Regions from separate parts of the Homo sapiens genome. Here region 2 is linked to region 1. A link is an interaction called in ENCODE POLR2A ChIA-PET data of the cell type or tissue named here. Cell type or tissue: IMR-90. All regions are shown on one strand. Each heading gives the region's core, and the rest is flanking DNA. Links, peaks and the distances in the headings are about the cores only. Region 1 overlaps QTGAL (queuosine-tRNA galactosyltransferase). Region 2 overlaps TBCD (tubulin folding cofactor D).

Evidence for each region. ChIA-PET counts read pairs that join two places held together with the same protein. Peaks named below come from ENCODE experiments on the same cell type or tissue, not always from the same donor. Only the 100,000 strongest peaks of a DNase experiment are listed, where the experiment ranks them.
Region 2: POLR2A ChIA-PET joins it to region 1 with 12 read pairs; 2 of 35 experiments call an interaction of 5 or more read pairs at or near these places.

The regions. Positions count from the first base shown.
Region 1 is chr17:83,008,018-83,016,465 of GRCh38, forward strand. QTGAL (queuosine-tRNA galactosyltransferase) reads right to left here. Exons shown (of 13, transcript NM_001009905.3): 5 at 6,437-6,502. Among named protein-coding and RNA genes, the nearest start is that of QTGAL, 40 kb to the right of the region's middle. RefSeq lists an enhancer at 2,170-2,692. In IMR-90, for the core only: no CTCF peak of the experiment used is centred there; DNase peaks (open chromatin) are centred at 2,434 and 5,044; H3K27ac peaks cover 601 bases.
Region 2 is chr17:82,928,358-82,936,805 of GRCh38, forward strand. TBCD (tubulin folding cofactor D) reads left to right here. Exons shown (of 39, transcript NM_005993.5): 31 at 756-914; 32 at 1,005-1,143; 33 at 2,165-2,286; 34 at 4,301-4,378. Among named protein-coding and RNA genes, the nearest start is that of ZNF750, 93 kb to the left of the region's middle. In IMR-90, for the core only: no CTCF peak of the experiment used is centred there; DNase peaks (open chromatin) are centred at 3,524 and 4,514; H3K27ac peaks cover 1,201 bases.

The DNA.
Region 1 (8,448 bases), core at 376-8,375:
TGCAGGAGACCTCGCGCTCTCAAGAGGAGGCGCAGGGAAGAGGCACGCTCTCAAGAGGAGGAGGAGGCGCAGGGAAGAGGTGCGCTATGCGCTTAATCCTGCACCGAGACGTCAGATTCTCAGGGCAGGAGCTTTTGTGGGCACCGCACCTAGCACAGGGCCTGGACCCAGTGAGCAGATGTGAATGAGAGGCCTGTGCGCTGGCCTGAGAGGCTGGCTAACTTTCTCCAGGTTCCTAGAAGAAGCCACTTTCAAGGCTTTCGAGAAGTGTTGTGAGCTAATTCATTTGAAAGCCTCTGTGCCAACAGGCGGAGCAGAAAGCGCAGGCCGCTGGAGTTGATCCCAACAAGCAATCTTGGAACTCTTTCTGAATTTATACGGGGACCACCAGGATCTGGCAATTCCACCGAAAAAAAGAGTCAGAACGTTGAAAGGAATAGGATACTGACAGAAGGGAGGTGTGAGGGGACACGGGGGGCTGTGCTCCCTAAGTTGCCTGCCACAGTCCCTCCCTGCCTGCCCTCCTCACATGGCCATCGACCCTCAAGCACTGAGAGGTGAGGTCTGCGCTCCCTCCCCTCAAATCTGGGGTCAGCATGACACCACGTGACACGGTGCTCTGGGGCTACATTGTCAAAGGCAACGCAGCTTCTGGCAGGCTCTCCTGGACACTTGTTCTTGCAGCCACCATGCTGCGAGGAAGCCTGAGCAGCTTCGTGGAGAGAAAGCGCCCAGCCCGGATCCCTGCCATTGAGCGAGTGCGCGGGCTCCAGATGATCCCAGCCAGGATCCCTGCCGCCGAGCGAGTGCGCAGGCTCCAGATGATCCCAGCCCGGATCCCTGCCGCCGAACGAGTGTGCGGGCTCGAGATGATCCCAGCCCGGCAGTCCAGAGGTGAGGATGCCTGCGAATGGAGACAAGCGGCCCTTCCTGACCCACAAAGACGGAAACTCAGACTTGCAAGGTGAACCCATCACACAGAAGGAAACTCACACCCCCAGGTGAACCCATCACACAGAAGGAAACTCACACTCCCAAGTGAACCCATCACACAGAAGGAAACTCACACCCTCGAGGTGAGTCCCCCATCATAAAACGTAACTCAGGGCTGGAACGTAACTCAGGGCTGGGCGCAGTGGCTCACACCTGTAATCCCAGCACTTTGGAAGGCAGAGGCGGGTGGATCACGAGGTCAGGAGTTCGAGACCAGCCTGACCAACATGGTGAAACCCTATCTCTACTAAAAATACAAAAAAATTAGCCGGGCGTGGTGGCGCACACCTGTAATCCCAGCTACTCAGGAGGCTGAGGCAGGAGAATCACTTGAACCTGGGAGGCGGAGGTTGCAGTGAGCCGAGACCGTACCCCTGCACTCCAGCCTGGGCAACGGAGCAAGACTCCATCTCAAAAAAAAAAAGTAACTCAGATTCATGAGGTAAGCCCCCCACACAGAAAGGAACTGAGACCCACGAGGTGAGTCCCCCCACTGCACGGCCTGGCACAGTTTGCAGGGCCCTTGGCTCTAAAGACGGTGGCAAGAAGGTCAGGGCTGCTGGGGCTGCAGCTCAGACTCCCCGTGGATTCGCCACAGAGGCCGAGTCCTGAAGACGGCAAAGGGGCGAGACCTTCGATGGGCAGCGCAGGAGGGTCAAGCGTGTCTGGGTGAACCCAGGTGAGGTGCCCTCGGTGCATGGTGCTGGGTGCGAGGGAGGAAGGAGGGGCCGGGCTGAGGCGGGAGGCAAATGAACGCAGAGAGCTCAGAAGGGCCCCTTCCCAGAAAGACACGTTTCTGGCACAGACTCAAGAAGTCAGCTTCTGAATTACACTGAAGGAAAGAAAAGAAACCAGTTGCATTTTTGACACTAACATCAGCTCCCTGGGGCCACTGCCTTGGAGTGAACGACTTGCCGTCCACTGCTGTGGGGGAGGGGGGCTGTGGGGGAGGGGAGCTGTGGGGGAAGGGAGCTGTGGAGGCCCCTGGTGTTGGGGGGCTGTGGGGGCCCCTGGTGTGGGGGGGCTGCCCGGCGGGGGGCTGGGGGGGCTGTGGGGGCCCCTGGTGTGTGGAGCTGCAGGGGACCCTGGTGTGGGGGGGGCTGCGGGGGCCCCTGGTGTGGGGTGCTGTGGGCAGCCAGGGGTGCCTGGGGAGCTCGTTCAACCACCAGGCAGGCGGCTCTTCTCCAGCACTGCTGCTGCTGAGCCACGCCCCAGGGTCCAGAGTCACCAGCACCGGGGGCTTCGGCCGCCACTCCTGAGCAGCGATGTTGAAGGCGAAGGTGAAGGAGGAGCACCCAGGCCTGACAGCCCGAACTACAGCCCAGCAGAGCCCGGAGGCAGCCGTCCAGTGTGACCCTGTCACTCCCTGCCCCCGGAGCGAAGAGCACGGTCAGAGGAGAGCCCACAAGCACTCCAACTTCAAGAGCTGAGTCAGTCACTGCAACAGCTTCTGCCTCTCCAAGGCCCAGTCTGGCATGTTCTGCCCCTTCCAGCTTGGGAAGTCACACACCGGTCTGGGCATGGGCTCACAGGGCTGGGGGCCGTGGCCCTCCCAGGCTGCATGTGCAGAGGGGCTGACGCCCCAGCCCTGTGCTCTGGGACTTCCTCAGACAAAGGCTGCAGAGTGCACCGCGGACTTCATTTAAACAGAACACCTGGAAGTCCTGTTTATTTAAGTTAACACGCAGCTTCTTGTGGGGGCAGAAGTGGAAGCAGGGAGAGTCGGCTGCCGTGCCGTCTGGATGATTATGGCTTGGCACAGGCAAGGAGCGGGGAACGGCGCCCAGGATGCAGGGCACGGCGGCTCCACCCATTCCCCCGACAGGCAAGCTGTGGCCCAGGCTGCTTCACAGGAACCCTCCCGTCTTTGTTCCTCCGCGTCGCTTCCCTACACCTCCCTGCATGCTCCATCCCAGTGCACGAGGGTGGGTGAGGCTGTACCCTAAGGTGGAGCACCTGCCCTCACGGGGCTGTACCCCGAGGACTGGTCTTGAACGTTGGGAACAGAGATCAGCTCTGGAAAGGAGCTGGGTGGAGCCAGGGCAGCCTTCGTGTTTGGTCTGGGGTGGTCTAGAGGTGACCAAGAATGCAGGCTTTCCTCTCCGATGTCTCCTGAGCCCAGGCACAGAGGTGGGAAACCACAGGGTGCACAGTGTCAGGAATCCAAGGGTCAGCCGGGGCGAGAGGAGGAGGAAGGACGGGGGTTGGCTGGCCCTCAGGAACGGGGGCAAGTTACAGGGCGCAATGCGGGTTCCCTGTTCTTGCTAACCTTGGATAACGATGCTCTACATGCAGGATTCCTAAAGTTCTGCAGTGATTTATCTACATGCAAATGCACGATTTATGAAAGCCGCCATCAAAGGTCCTTCCTAATTAGCTGGTTTCTTGTAAAAGATCTTAAGAAAACAACGACCAAGTACAAGTATCTCAGCGTTTATTTCATTCTCTCAGGACAAACTACACAATGTAATTCACGTAACCACGAACCAGCAACTGCAAATTAAGATTTTTGTAGGTCATGATTTCTAAAAAATCCAGCCACGCAATAACAGCCTTTCTAAAGCTGACTTTGTTTTAGTGAAACAAAACTGTGATGACATCCCTAAGCTTCCTCCAGAAGAGCTTCGACGTGGAGAAACGGGGTGGACGCTCCACCTAACCGCGCCATTGGGAAAAGAGGAGGCACCTGGAGCAGAAGCTTCTCTCCCAAGTGCACAACAGAGCATCAGCGAAGGCAGTGAGAAGAGTAGCAAGAAAAAGGTTTAAAATCATCGATGAAAATGGAAATTAAGCTTGTCTTATTACAATTAAGACAAACTGACCATGTGCATTTTCCCCACATTCCTGTGGGGAATCCCAGCTCGTTTGAACACACGCCACGAACTCCTGGTATCCGTAAGTATCCCAGCTCGTTTGAACACACGCCACGAACTCCTCGTATCCATAAGTATCCCAGCTCGTTTGAACACACGCCACGAACTCCTCGTATCCATAAGTCTCCCAGCTCGTTTGAACACACGCCACGAACTCCTCGTATCCATAAGTCTCCCAGCTCGTTTGAACACACGCCACGAACTCCTCGTATCCATAAGTCTCCCAGCTCGTTTGAACACACGCCACGAACTCCTCGTATCCATAAGTCTCCCAGCTCGTTTGAACACACGCCACGAACTCCTCGTATCCATAAGTCTCCCAGCTCGTTTGAACACACGCCACGAACTCCTCGTATCCATAAGTCTCCCAGCTCGTTTGAACACACGCCACGAACTCCTCGTATCCATAAGTCTCCCAGCTCGTTTGAACACATGCCACGAAGAACTGCCAAAGGCAACTCCATTAATGAAGCCAATCTGGGCTTGTTTTTCAGTATGGAAATGAAAACATCTGAAAGTATCTCCTCCACTAAAATGTCAACACTCCTAACAAAATTCCTTAGACGTCTGTATGATTGATTCTAAATAGCTGGCAACTGTCATTTCTAGCTGTGTAAAAATCGCTGTGGCACCTCACATACGGACGGCTCAGTCCAGCCACGGTTTCCAGCTCACGGGCCGGCACAGGGTCTGCTCCACCTTCCAGTCCACAGGACCACACAGCTGCAGGGACGCAAAGGGAGCCGTTGGGCAGCTAACGTGGCAGGGACGCCCCTTTCCTCTCCAGCCTCCATGTGCGATATCTCACACCTCTGCAAAAGGCCCTCCTGGAAACCCCAGACTCTGCACTTTCCTCACATAAACTGTCCACAGAAGTCCATCCCGAAGGACATTTTCCCCCATTTTCCCCCTATTCCCCACAAAGGAACTGGACTGGAAAAACCGTCTGTGATCACTCTCTGTTTCCACATGACTGAAACCCCACAGCACCTGTGGCTGGGGTAGAAATCACCCCTAATCCCTAGATCCCCGGGCCCCCCGTCCCACCCGACAAGCAGACACTCTCGGACGTCTCTCCCAGGCAGTCCATGCCTGTAAACTTCCAGAAACTGACTTCCGGAGCCTGTGGCCCCGATTGCCATGGATATGCTGTCACACTCTCACACGTATTTGTGGTTGCTACGGAGAAACATTCAGACATATTTGCGGTTCCTAAACTTTGCAAACACGTGACCCTTTTAAGAATCTGCTACAAGCCACAGAGCTCTCTCCTGCCCTCACAGAAAATGTGCCCCCACAGAAGGCCCTGCAGCCACGCTGGGGCCACTGAGCCCCAGGACCTGACACACCCCCAAAGGAGGCAACCGTGTGGGGCCCTCTGCACCCGAGAAGGTGGCCTGTGTCTCAGTCTGTCTCCTGCCTCACGTGAGACGCAAACCTCCGTGCAGCCGGCTGCACCCCCAGCACCGCCCACCCCCAGCGCACCAGCCCTGCCCCCATCCCAACCCCCCTCCCCCTCAATGCTGCCCCCCCAAACCCCCACACCCTTTCCCCCCTCCCAACCCCCTCTGGTTCCAACACCCAGGCCCTCCCCTTCAGACGCCCCCAGCACACCCGTCCTGCCCTTGCCCCCCTGCCCGACCCCCCACAGGGTGAACTGTCACGAGCACCCACTCTGTGGGGAGCTGGGCTCCCAGCGCCGTGTGGGCCAGACCCTGCCGTGACCAGGCCCGTCTGTGACCTGACCAGGATGTGACCAGAGCCGGCCGTGACTGAACCGTGTGGTGACCCAACCGCACACGTGCCCACGACGCACAGCCCCGCGGGGGGAGGGCAGAGGGGCCTGTCCAGGGTGAGCGCCAAACTGCCCGGGGGACGGACACTGTGGGCGCTGGACAGTTATGGATCCCTCAGTGTTAAAACCCAAGTGATCACCGCTGTGATTCAAAGTCTTCTAAAACTTGAGCGAGATCTCTGAGGACACAGTCACCTTCCCTGAAGCCAGCAGGAGCCTCGCGGTGGCTGAGACACCAGCTCCAGGGATCCCTGGGCCATGTGTCCCCACCATCTGCGGTGGGGGATGGAGGAGCCCACGGGGCACTGCTGTGCTTCCTCCCCACTGGGCGGAGGAGCCCACGGGGCACTGCTGGGCTGAGGAGGGGCCCCAGGAAGCCTGGCTTTGGAGGGGCAACTGAGAAGCCGTTCTAAAGATAAAAACCGTAATTTAAGATCGTCTAAATAAGAAAAACGTTTAACTGTGAACACGGTATAGCTCTCAGCCTGTGTTTTCATGTCTAAGGCGCTCAGCTTCTAAAACGCTGATTAAAAACAAACAACACAACCACCTTTGCACCCTACGAAAATAACAGGAGAAAAATCAGGGGCATGTTTTTCTCCAAAGGAAAACACCCTCCAGGGCTCAGAGACATGCCAGCCACAGATCCCTCTCCGTGACTTGACAGTCTCACCATAGCCTGATTCTTTCCACCCCTAGGAAAACTCTTTATTTAAAAAACCACAGTGGTAATTTCACTAAAGGTAGTAACGACACTAAGGAGGCCAGTACTTACGCTCGACGGGTGCTGAACGGCAGCCTCGTGTTGCAGCCTCACCCGCTGGGGCATCATGACGTCATCCTGCAGTAAAGAACACACTTTCCGTTTGTTTGTTTGCATTGATTGATGCATAGACTAATACAGTCCCGCTTTATTGCCCAGGCTGGAGTGCAACGGCACAATCATAGCTCACTGCAGCCTCAAACTCCCGGCTTCAACTGATCCTCTCGCCTCAGCCTCCCAAAGAGTTGGGATTACAGGCTTGAGCCACCATGCTCAGCCCCAAGAACATATTTTAAACTCACATAAAGCAATTCCTACAAATAAGTAAGAAAACGATAGACAATCCAACAGCAAAACAGGCAAGGGCCTTGAACAGGCCATTCAGACAAGAGGATTTCCAGTGGACCAACAACCTCGTCAGCCATCAGAGAAATGCAATTAGTTATGCAGCGGAGAAGGAAAAATAAAAAATGCTGACAATTCCAAGTGTACTTAATTAGGCAGAACAAGAGCTCCCATGCACTGCTGGCTGCGATGAGGACCTGTTACCACTGTGGAGGGGGACCGTCTGCAGTGAAGACCTGCCACCACTGTTGAGGGGACCGTCTGCGGTGAGGACCTGCCACCACTGTGGAGGGGACCGTCTGCGGTGAGGACCTGCCACCACTGTGGAGGGGGACCGTCTGCGGTGAGGACCTGCCACCACTGTGGAGGGGACCGTCTGCGGTGAGGACCTGCCACCACTGTGGAGGGGGACCATCTGCGGTGAGGACCTGCCACCACTGTGGAGGGGACCGTCTGCGGTGAGGACCTGCCACCACTGTGGAGGGGACCGTCTGGCATCTTCCAGCAAAGCTGAAGATGCACTTCCCTAAGACCCTGACGTCTGACTACTTGGGTAGGAAAAGCCCTACTCACACACACAGACATGCTCACGGCAGCTCATTCAAATGTGGAAAGAACCCAGTGAGTGAGAATAGCAGATACATGAATTGTGCATGTTATTTTCAAATGCCATTCAGCAGCTGAACACAACAGAAATTTCACAAGCCTAATGTTCAGTGAAAGAAGCAAGACACAAGAATATACATGGTATTTTCCCCTTATTTAAATTCAAAACCAAGCCAAATAAACCATATTATTTAAGAAATGCACACACAGTGTGTACCAGGGTCCCAATTCCCGGGGAAGCGGGCTGGTGCCGCGCCATGGACCAGGCCACACAGCAGGAGTGAGCGGCGGCCGGGCGAGCGTCACGGCCTGAGCTGCCCCTCCTGTCAGAGCAGCGGCTGCATTAGACCCTCACAGGAGCGCAAACCCTACTGTGAACTGCACACGCGAGGAATCCAGGTCACAGACTCCTTATGAGCATCTAACTAATGCTGACGGCCTGAGGTGGAACTGTTTCATCCCAAAACCACGCCCCCCCACCATCGGTCTGTGAAAACATTGTCTTCCACAAAACCTGTCCCTGGTGCCAAAAAGGCTGGGGACCACGGATATAAACCATAAAGAAAAGCAACAACATTATAACCTTGAAGATCAGAAGAGTGGTCACTTTTTGGGGGGAAGTCGAGGTGGGGGCATGGGTGGGACAGTCCCTTTAAGGTGCCGGCCATAAGCATTTATTGATCGAGTGGTAGCTACACAAATATTTGCTTCATAATTAACTTGTAAATTAATGGATATTTATGTTTTGTGCATTTTTCTGTGGGTGTATTCTATCTCATGATAAAAAAATTAAGTGGAAGAACAGCAAAGGTTTAAGTACATGAGTAAAAGGTACAAATGTACTCAATAGCAGAAATAAGAATAATGTCATTGGAAGGATATCTGTTTTTAAGTTGAACGCTAAGATGAACTAAAATACCCATATTTATGTCTCTTATTCCCGCAAAACGGCCTTAGGACATTCAGATCATCCAACGAACCATGCTGAGGGAAGCCGAGAGGAACCTAGTGGGGCTGAAGAGAGGAGGCTGGGGACAGAGGGGAAGTGGGAGGAGGGCAGAGAGAAGAGAATA
Region 2 (8,448 bases), core at 78-8,077, 80 kb before region 1:
ACCAGCTGAGCCATCACTCAGTTCCCTGCACCTGAGGCTGCCATTGGGGCCTGCCCTTGCTGTGTGTCTCTGTCGGGGGCACGGGGTTGTGGGTACCCCCAGGCCCTGCCCTTTCTGTCGGTCTCTCTGTCGGGGGCACTGAGTCATGGAGGTCCAGGCCCTGCCCTTGCGGATCTCTGTCAGGGGCACTCAGTCAGGGGGTCCAGGCCCTGCCCTTGCGGGTCTCTGTCGGGGGCACTGAGTCATGGGGGTCCAGGCCCTGCCCTTGCTGTCAGTCTCTCTGTCAGGGACACTCGGCCGTGGGGATCCCAGGGCCTGATTTCCTTAGTTCTCACCTCTTTCTCTTTCCCCCTCCCCATCTCTTCCCCAGCCCCAGCTTCTCTCTCCCCATCCCCGGCCTCTCTGTCCCCATCACTCTTCTCCACCCGCTCCTGTAATCCTATTTGTTGTCCCTGCTTCAACCCTAAGACCTCATCAGCACGCATGTAACACGTAGCACATGTGTAACAAGTACGTAGCATGTATTTGCTGCGCACCTGTAGGGTTGGGCTCCTGGGATGTGAAGGTAACGGAGTGTGGTTCTTCCGAGCCAGTGTCCTGGTGTCAGCTGCCAACTCAGCCACCATGTCCCGAGGAGCCCGCATGTCCTCGTGGTGCTTGGGCTGGAGTCACGGCTCGGACCGCCTGTGCTCAGTTTACCGCCCGCTCTTAATTTACCGCCCGCCCTTGGTTTACCTCCTGCTCTCGGTTTGCAGCTGTGAGCGCATCATGTGCTGTGTGGCCCAGCAGGCCAGTGAGAAGATTGACCGTTTCCGTGCTCACGCCGCCAGCGTGTTCCTGACGCTCCTGCACTTTGACAGCCCTCCCATCCCCCACGTGCCCCACCGAGGAGAACTGGAAAAGCTGTTTCCCAGGTACTGTCGGGGTGTAGGCCCCCCGTGCTGGCCCCGCAGCCATGGCGAGATCATTGGCAGCCCGGCCTTGTCTCACTCACTCTCTTGCAGGTCCGATGTGGCCTCCGTGAACTGGAGTGCACCTTCCCAGGCCTTCCCACGCATCACCCAGCTCCTTGGGCTGCCCACCTACCGCTACCACGTCCTGCTGGGGCTAGTCGTGTCCCTGGGCGGCTTGACGGAGTCGACGGTGAGGAGGCGTCGGGCTGGCTGGGGCAGGAGGTGGCTCCAGGAGTGCCTGGTGCTTCCCTGTCTCTTGGGAGCATGTATGGAGCTGGGCCTTTTCTTCCATTGCTTTCTATCTCTCTCGGGCATATTTGGTTAGGGGGTCAGGGGCCCAGTGTCTTCCTCATGACCCAGGAGGCTTAGGGCCTGTGGGATGGTTGAGTCTGATGAAGGTGGGACAGGGCCAGCGCCACTCTCTTCCTGCGGCCGCAGCCTTGGAGCTCCCAGCGTCCCCTCGGGGTTCAATCCTCCAGGACCTGTGTCTGATGCCTGCATGTGGGTACCTGGGCTCCATCAGGTTCTAGATCGGCCTCCGCCCTCCACTTTCAGGGCTCCAGGCCCAGCTTCTCATGTCTGTGGGGAGGGTCTCCAGAGCCTTGGTCTGTGGCTGAGCTGTGGAACTTGAAGGCCTCTCTGCATCTTGTCACTCGTGGCCCCTGCACCTTGGGTCATGACCTGCTTTATGTGGCAACCCTGTGACAGCTGCTAAGTCCTAGAAAACACGTAACAGGACGTGAGGTGCCCTCTGCGCCGTGTGGGCGCGTGCGGGGAGACCCGGGCCCCAGGACGTGAGGTGCCCTCTGCGCCGTGCGGGCGCGTGCGGGGAGACCCGGGCCACATGCGAGCGGGGCCCCGAGACATTCTGCACTCGGGAATTGCGGGGATTATCAAATCCCGCTTCAGTGGGAAACGTGAGCGAAACCCAAGGTGAGTGGCCGCAGCCTTTCGTCACGTGCTCTCCCGCATGTCCTAAGTGAGGGCTCAGGCTGAGCTGCCGTTGCCGAGAGCCTTGTGTCTGCTTCGGGTGTCTGCACTGTGAGTGGCTCCGTGCTGGCGTCCGCACCAGCCGCTTGGGGCCAGACCTTCGCGTCTCTGCAGCTCGGAGCAGTTCTGCTCTTCAGCAGATGCTTGACCGGCTGTAGCCAAGCCTGAGGGGTGGCAGGCTCGGGGGTCCCACTGCCTTCTGAGGTGTCTCCGTGTTGCAGATCCGGCACTCCACCCAGAGCCTCTTTGAGTACATGAAGGGCATTCAGAGCGACCCGCAGGCCCTGGGCAGCTTCAGCGGGACCCTTCTGCAGATCTTTGAGGACAACCTTCTGAATGAGAGGTGAGTGGTGTCTCTTGGGGCCTCAGAGGCGTGAGTGGTGCTGGTGCCTCTCACCACGTTCCCACAGATTCCCGGGGTCTCGCAGGGTCTGTCTGGGGTCTGAAGGGAGAAGCGAGACACACGCTGTACCAGTTGGTGGCTCAGCGAGGAAGATGTGCCTGCAGCATATGGTTCTCCGGGCGGCCAGGCCTCAGCCCCTGCGCCTCCTCTTCTAGCCTCCACATGAGGCAGGGAAATGACCGTTGTGTGTACAATGGACGTAAAGGTAGTATGAGTACAAGGTGGTCCCTGTGTGTAGGAAGGCGTTGTGGGAGCTCCTCCAGCTTGGTGCTCCCACGGACGTGCTTGCGGACGCTCATCAGCCACCCGGCAAGTGAGAGCTCTGTGTTCCTGAGGATGGAATGTCAAGTGAGAAACATCGCTGCTTTCTAGAAGTTTCTGGCTTTACATGGAGGCAGAGTATAGACCCTGTGGGCCTTGACCTCAGAATTGGGAACATCCTCTGGAAGGGTTGTTCCCAGCATGTGCGAGGACGAGGACACGGGCCTGGTGTCCCCTCGGGCGGGGCCTCGGCAGCCTCTCCCATGAGAGCACAGATGCCGCTCTCGGCAAACAGGAACTCGGCCCAGCCATGTTTTCTTTTCTCGTTACGACTATAATCAGCTGCACATAAAGGGGCAGTTCGATCGATTTTGATAGGTGTCCACCCTTAAAATCTTCCCCAGTCAGGACGGTGGGCTCCAGCCCAAGGTTTCCTCCCAGCCCTTCGAGTCCGTGCCCCTGACCTGCGTCACCATAGCCTCAGCCCATGGTCACTTGAGGCGCTGGGCCGCGTGCCGGTCGCTCATTCCTCCGTGCCGGTCGCTCATTCCGCCTTGCCGTTCGCTCATTCCTCCTTGCTGACCAGTCGTGTCTGTTGGTGGAGGCACCACAGTGCATCTGTCTGTGGGCATTTTGGTTGTTGCCGCATCGGGGCTGTTGCTGGTAGAGCTGCAGGCAGTCTGTGTGTGCGAGCCTGTGGGTAGGTGTGCACAGCTGGGCCTCCCTCTCTGTGGGCTGCGGAGCCCAGCTCTCCTGTGTGTTAGTCGGCCTGTGCTAAAGCTCTCCTGATGCTCCTGTCGCCCAGAGGGGACCTCCCCAGCCTCCTTTTCTGTGGGGTAAATACCGAGGCGCCGCAGGCTGGCTCACACAGAGGCGAATGTCTAGCTTTGGAAAGCTGCTGGAGGGTTTCCAGAACGCCCACGTGTCATGTCTTTCTGCTGATGCTGTCTGAGGTCACTCTCACTGGCGCGTTGCTGTTTTATATTCTCTTTGGAGAAGTGTCTTCATTTTTTTCTGTTCTCCTTCCCTGACTGTTGTGGTCTGATCCTCCCTTGTCACACATGTGACTTGAGGGTGTTTTCTCCCTGCCTGTCCTTTCACGCACCGAGCGGGGGCCTCACACTTTCCTCACGTCCCAGCATCTCCCCTTGTTCTCTGAGGCACAGATTTTTCTGGTGTGTCTAAGACAGCTTGCCTAATCCGTGGTCACTGAGATTTTCTGTTTTGTCCTAGAAGATTTATAGTTTTGGGTTGTGTATTTAGACCTGGGACGCGTCTTGAGTGAGGTTTCTTACATGGTATAGCGTCGGCACAGGCACCTTGACGCCCAGCGGTGCCCACCCCAATTGCTGGGAGGGCTCCCCTCTCCGCTGCATTGCCGTTGCAGCTTTGTAAGAAACTGTGGGTTTACTTTGGACTCTCCTGTGCCCGACGTGTTTGCTTCACTTTGCACCAGGGCCGTGCTGTTTCTATCCCTTCCACTTTACCATCATTTTCGAAGTTCAGCGTCAGCCTCCAGCCTTGTTTCTTCTTTCCACAGTTGTTTTGTCTTTTCCTGAAGCTTTGCGTTTCCACGTAAATTATAAAGGGGGCTTGTCGCTTTCCACTGGGATCCTGCTGACTCTCAGCCATTCAGGGAGTTGGGCGTCCTTGTTGCTGGTGTCCAGGGTCTCACAGCTCCTTCTCCCCTCAGGGTGTCCGTGCCGCTGCTGAAGACGCTGGACCACGTGCTCACCCACGGCTGCTTCGACATCTTCACCACGGAGGAGGAGTGAGGCTCTGCTTTTCATGACTTCCTTTCCGATTAAGCCTAAGTAGCTCATGTATTAAAGAAAAAGTCATCAGACACAGAGATCAGAATTCCAGGAAATGATCTTCCAGTGCGTTCTGGGTCAGTTATGGTGACTGTAAATACCGTCATCACAGCTGGCCCTCAAAATAACGCAATAATAACATATTTACATAATGACATATTATGACTGTAAGTGCAGTCAGCCCCATCTGGGGCTGAGGCGGGGGCCCTGCTGTGCACTCTCCCCCCAGCTATCCCACCGGGCCAGGGGTGGGCCTCAGGGTTGTGCTGGGAGCCGCAGGGCCTGAAGGGGCCTCGGCTGTACGGGGATGAGACTCGCAGGGGAGAGGGCAGAGGCCGGTGACCTGGCGAGGACTTGCCCAGGAGATTGGAGCTCCTTGCTTCTGCGCCACGCGGATGCCCCAGGCTGGTCTCAGCTGGGTTGTTGGCTCTGAGTGGTCATCTCGTTGCTGCCATATTTTCTTGCTTCATTGAATTTCACCGTGTTGGGCCAGTCTTTTTTTTTTTTTTTTTTTGAGACAGGGTCTAGCTCTGTTTCCCAGGCTGGAGTGCAGTGGCACAATCACAGCTCACTGCAGCCTCTACCTCAGCCTCCCAAGTATCTGGGACTACAGGCATGCGCTGTAGTCTAATGTACGGCTAATGTTTGTATTTTTAGTAGAGACAGGATTTCACTATGTTTCCCAGGCTGGTCTTGAACTCCTGGCCCCAAGTGCCTGCCTTGGCCTCCTAAAGTGCTAGGATTACAGGTGTGAGCCACTGCGTCTGGCCTGGATATATTTGTATCTGGGGCACGTTGGGTCATCCGGAGACAGCGTGGTCTGTTTTTGGGGGCACTGCTTTTTTTTTGTTTGTTTTGAGATGGAGTCTTGCTCTGTTGCCCAGGGTGTAGTGCAGTGGCTCGATTTCAGCTCACCGCAACCCCGTCCCGGGTTCAAGCAGTTCTCTCGCAGACTTCTGAGTAGCTGAGATTACAGCTGTGCACCATCACACCTGGCTGATTGTTTGTATTGTTAGTAGATACAGGGTTTCACCACATTGGTCAGGCTGGTCTCGAACTCCTGACCTCAAGTGACCTGCCCACCTCGGCCTCCCAAAGTGCTGGGATTACAGGCGTGAGCCACTGAGCCTGGCTTGGGCGCTACTCTTAAGCTGTCAGGTGGACCCAGAGCTGTGCTGGTCTCCAGGGTTTTCTGCCCCTTTAAGGTCTCTGCTCCCTGGCGCTTCCCTTCCCACCGCTGCTGGGGCAGTGCCGGGGCTTCTGGCCATCTTTTGGGTGGTTCGTCCCCAGCCTTGGACAGCGTCCTCGTACTCAGGTACTGGCTGACCCAGGCCCAGGTTAGTCCTCAGCGGCCCCCAGGAAGCCCCCTCTGGTGCTCAGAACCTGAGCGAGCTCTGCAGACTTGGAATTTCCCGCTTCTCACCACGGGCTTCCCGCTGGAGTCTGCCACCTGCTGGACTTGGCTCTGCCTTAACCTTCGGGCGGGAGGCAGATCTGGTCTCTGTTGCTCCATCTTTGCTGGACGCTGCACATGTTTTTAAATCTAACAGCATTGAAGGGTTTCCCCTTTTAATTTCTTAATGGGGCATCACTGACTGACCTTCTTACACCTGCTGTTGGAACAGCCTCCATGTTCACAGGTGCACCCAGCTCGGTTGTGGCGTATTATCCTTTAATACAATGCTAAATACTCCATTTAAATTTTTTTTTTGAGATGGAGTTTTGCTGTTGTTGCCCAGACTGGAGTGAATTGGTGCGATCTCAGCTCACTGCAACCTCTGCCTCCTGGGTTCAAGTGATTCTCCTGCCTCAGCCTCCCTAGTAGCTGGGATTACAGGCATGTGCTACCATGCCCAGGTAATTTTGTATTTTTAGTAGAGATGGGGTTTCACCATGTTGGTCAGGCTGGTCTCGAACTCCCGACCTGAGGTGATCTGCCCACTTCTGCCTCCCAAAGTGCTGGGATTATAGGCGTGAGCCACCGTACCTGGCCTAAAATATTGACATATATTTTTCTGGCTTAAAAATTTCAAAATAAGCCTGGGCGCCATGGCTCACGCCTGTAATCCCAGCACTTTGGGAGGCCAAGGCGAGTGGATCACTTGAGCTCCGGAGTTTGAGACCAGCCTGGCCAACTTGGTGAAACCCCATCTCTACAAAAAATACAAAAACATTAGCCGGGTGTGGTGGTGCCTGTACGGCTTGGGCCTGGGAGGCGAAGGTTGCCGTGAGCTGAGATTGAGCCACTGTGCTCCAGCCTGGGCAACACAGCCAGACTCTGTTTCAAAAAAAAAATTTTTTTTCCAAGATAGGATGGTAGAGAAAATACCTCCTGCCATGTCCTGCTATGAATACAGCTTTGTATTTCTCTCTACAGTTTTGTCAGTTTTGGCTTTTCAGATTTTGAAGCGTGTTTGTGGGCTGAATCTTGCCCTTATCACCCATTTCTAGGATGCTTTTTGCTCCACTCATTCTTTGTCTTGCTTCACTTGACTTTGAACTGTATACTTTTTTCCATCGTTTTACTTTCAGTATCTTCATACATGTATGTTTTTGTACGCCTCTCTTAGAACAGTGTATGGTTTTGTAAAAATTCAGCCTGTAGCTTTTACCTGCCTCCTTCATGACCTTTATAATCCCCTTGGTTCTCAGCCTGCCACTCACAGGACTTTTCCCTGTGCTGCGTTCCCAGTGCCCCCTCCCCGCCCCCACCTGTGCTTTTTGTTGGATTAGTAGAATTGCTTTTGTCATTCCATTGTTTTCATATATTTGTTTGGGACATTTTACTTTTTTCTGTTAACGCTTACCCTAGAAATTAGAAATGACACCACGTATTCTTAGCGAAGTCCAGTTTTCAGCATTTTGTCCTTATTGGACAATAGCAAGGATATTAGAACGTGTTGGTTCCGCGTGCTTCCGTCTTGAGTTATGTGCTGCTATTGTCGGATATTTTGTCTTAGATGTACGTACTTTCCTGTTCATTGTGGTATGTGTAATTTGCGTTACTTTGAATTTTCCACGTTTTTACTTTCTTTGTCTCTCATCACTTACTGCTTTTGGGACCCCCCCCATCGGGGTTCACATTCCCTCTCCCTAGAGCACACTCCCTTGGATTTCCTCGAGTGGGGTCTGCTGCGGTGAAGCTTTCCCATTTTATGTGCAGATTATTTTCAGAGGGTATATAGAATTCAGGCAGCTGTTTCGTTGTAGCACATTAAAAATATTTTCCCACTTCCTCCTTGCTTCTGTTGTTGCTTTTGAGTGTTACCTCTGAGTCTGCCTGTGCTCCCTGGAAACGGCCCGGGTTTCCCACCCCCTGCCCAGGTTTGCTCCTTCCCTGGTTTTTCTGTCATTATCACGCTCACGTGTTTCCCTCGGTCACCCCCTCTGCAATTTTCACACGTCTTTTCCCTCTCTCTTTGCTTCATTACCTTTGGCCCGCCTGCCAGCTGCTGATTCTCTCTGAAGATGTCTCTAAATGACTTTTAACTGTGATTTGTGGAATTCTTATTGTGGAGTTTTGCGTCTTTTCAGGTGTAGGTTTTTTGTCTCGCGTGTTTCCACGTCTGCTTGTAGCGCTTTCCGCTTCGCCGTTCCCTGCGGCCCTTCCTTCCGTGCCCGGTGTTCATCCTCTTGAATGCTCTTTTCCTGCCTGTTTGGCTGGGTGTGTCTGAGTTGCAACCTGAGCGGGTTTCTTTGTCTTCTTACTTGTCTGGTATTGTGTTCTCTCGGGACGTTGCGTTTGAGGGGTCGCACCTCAGAGCAAGCCGAGGTCTGGGCTAAGCCTGTGCTTTGGCAGGCAGGACCTTAGTTTGCCTTTTCTGGGCACCTGAGGAGAGGGTAGCAGCAGCCTGGGGTCTCCTTGACTCACGGTCAGCAGTGAGGGTTTCCTGGCCTGTTGGGTGGCTGGAGCTTGGCTGCATTCCCCACTGAGAGAGGGAGGTGCGCACCTTCTCCTCCCTGGAGTGGCCTTCCAGGTGCCCTCTCAGAGCTGCTCATCAGGGCTGTGCCTTTGTCAGCACCAAGC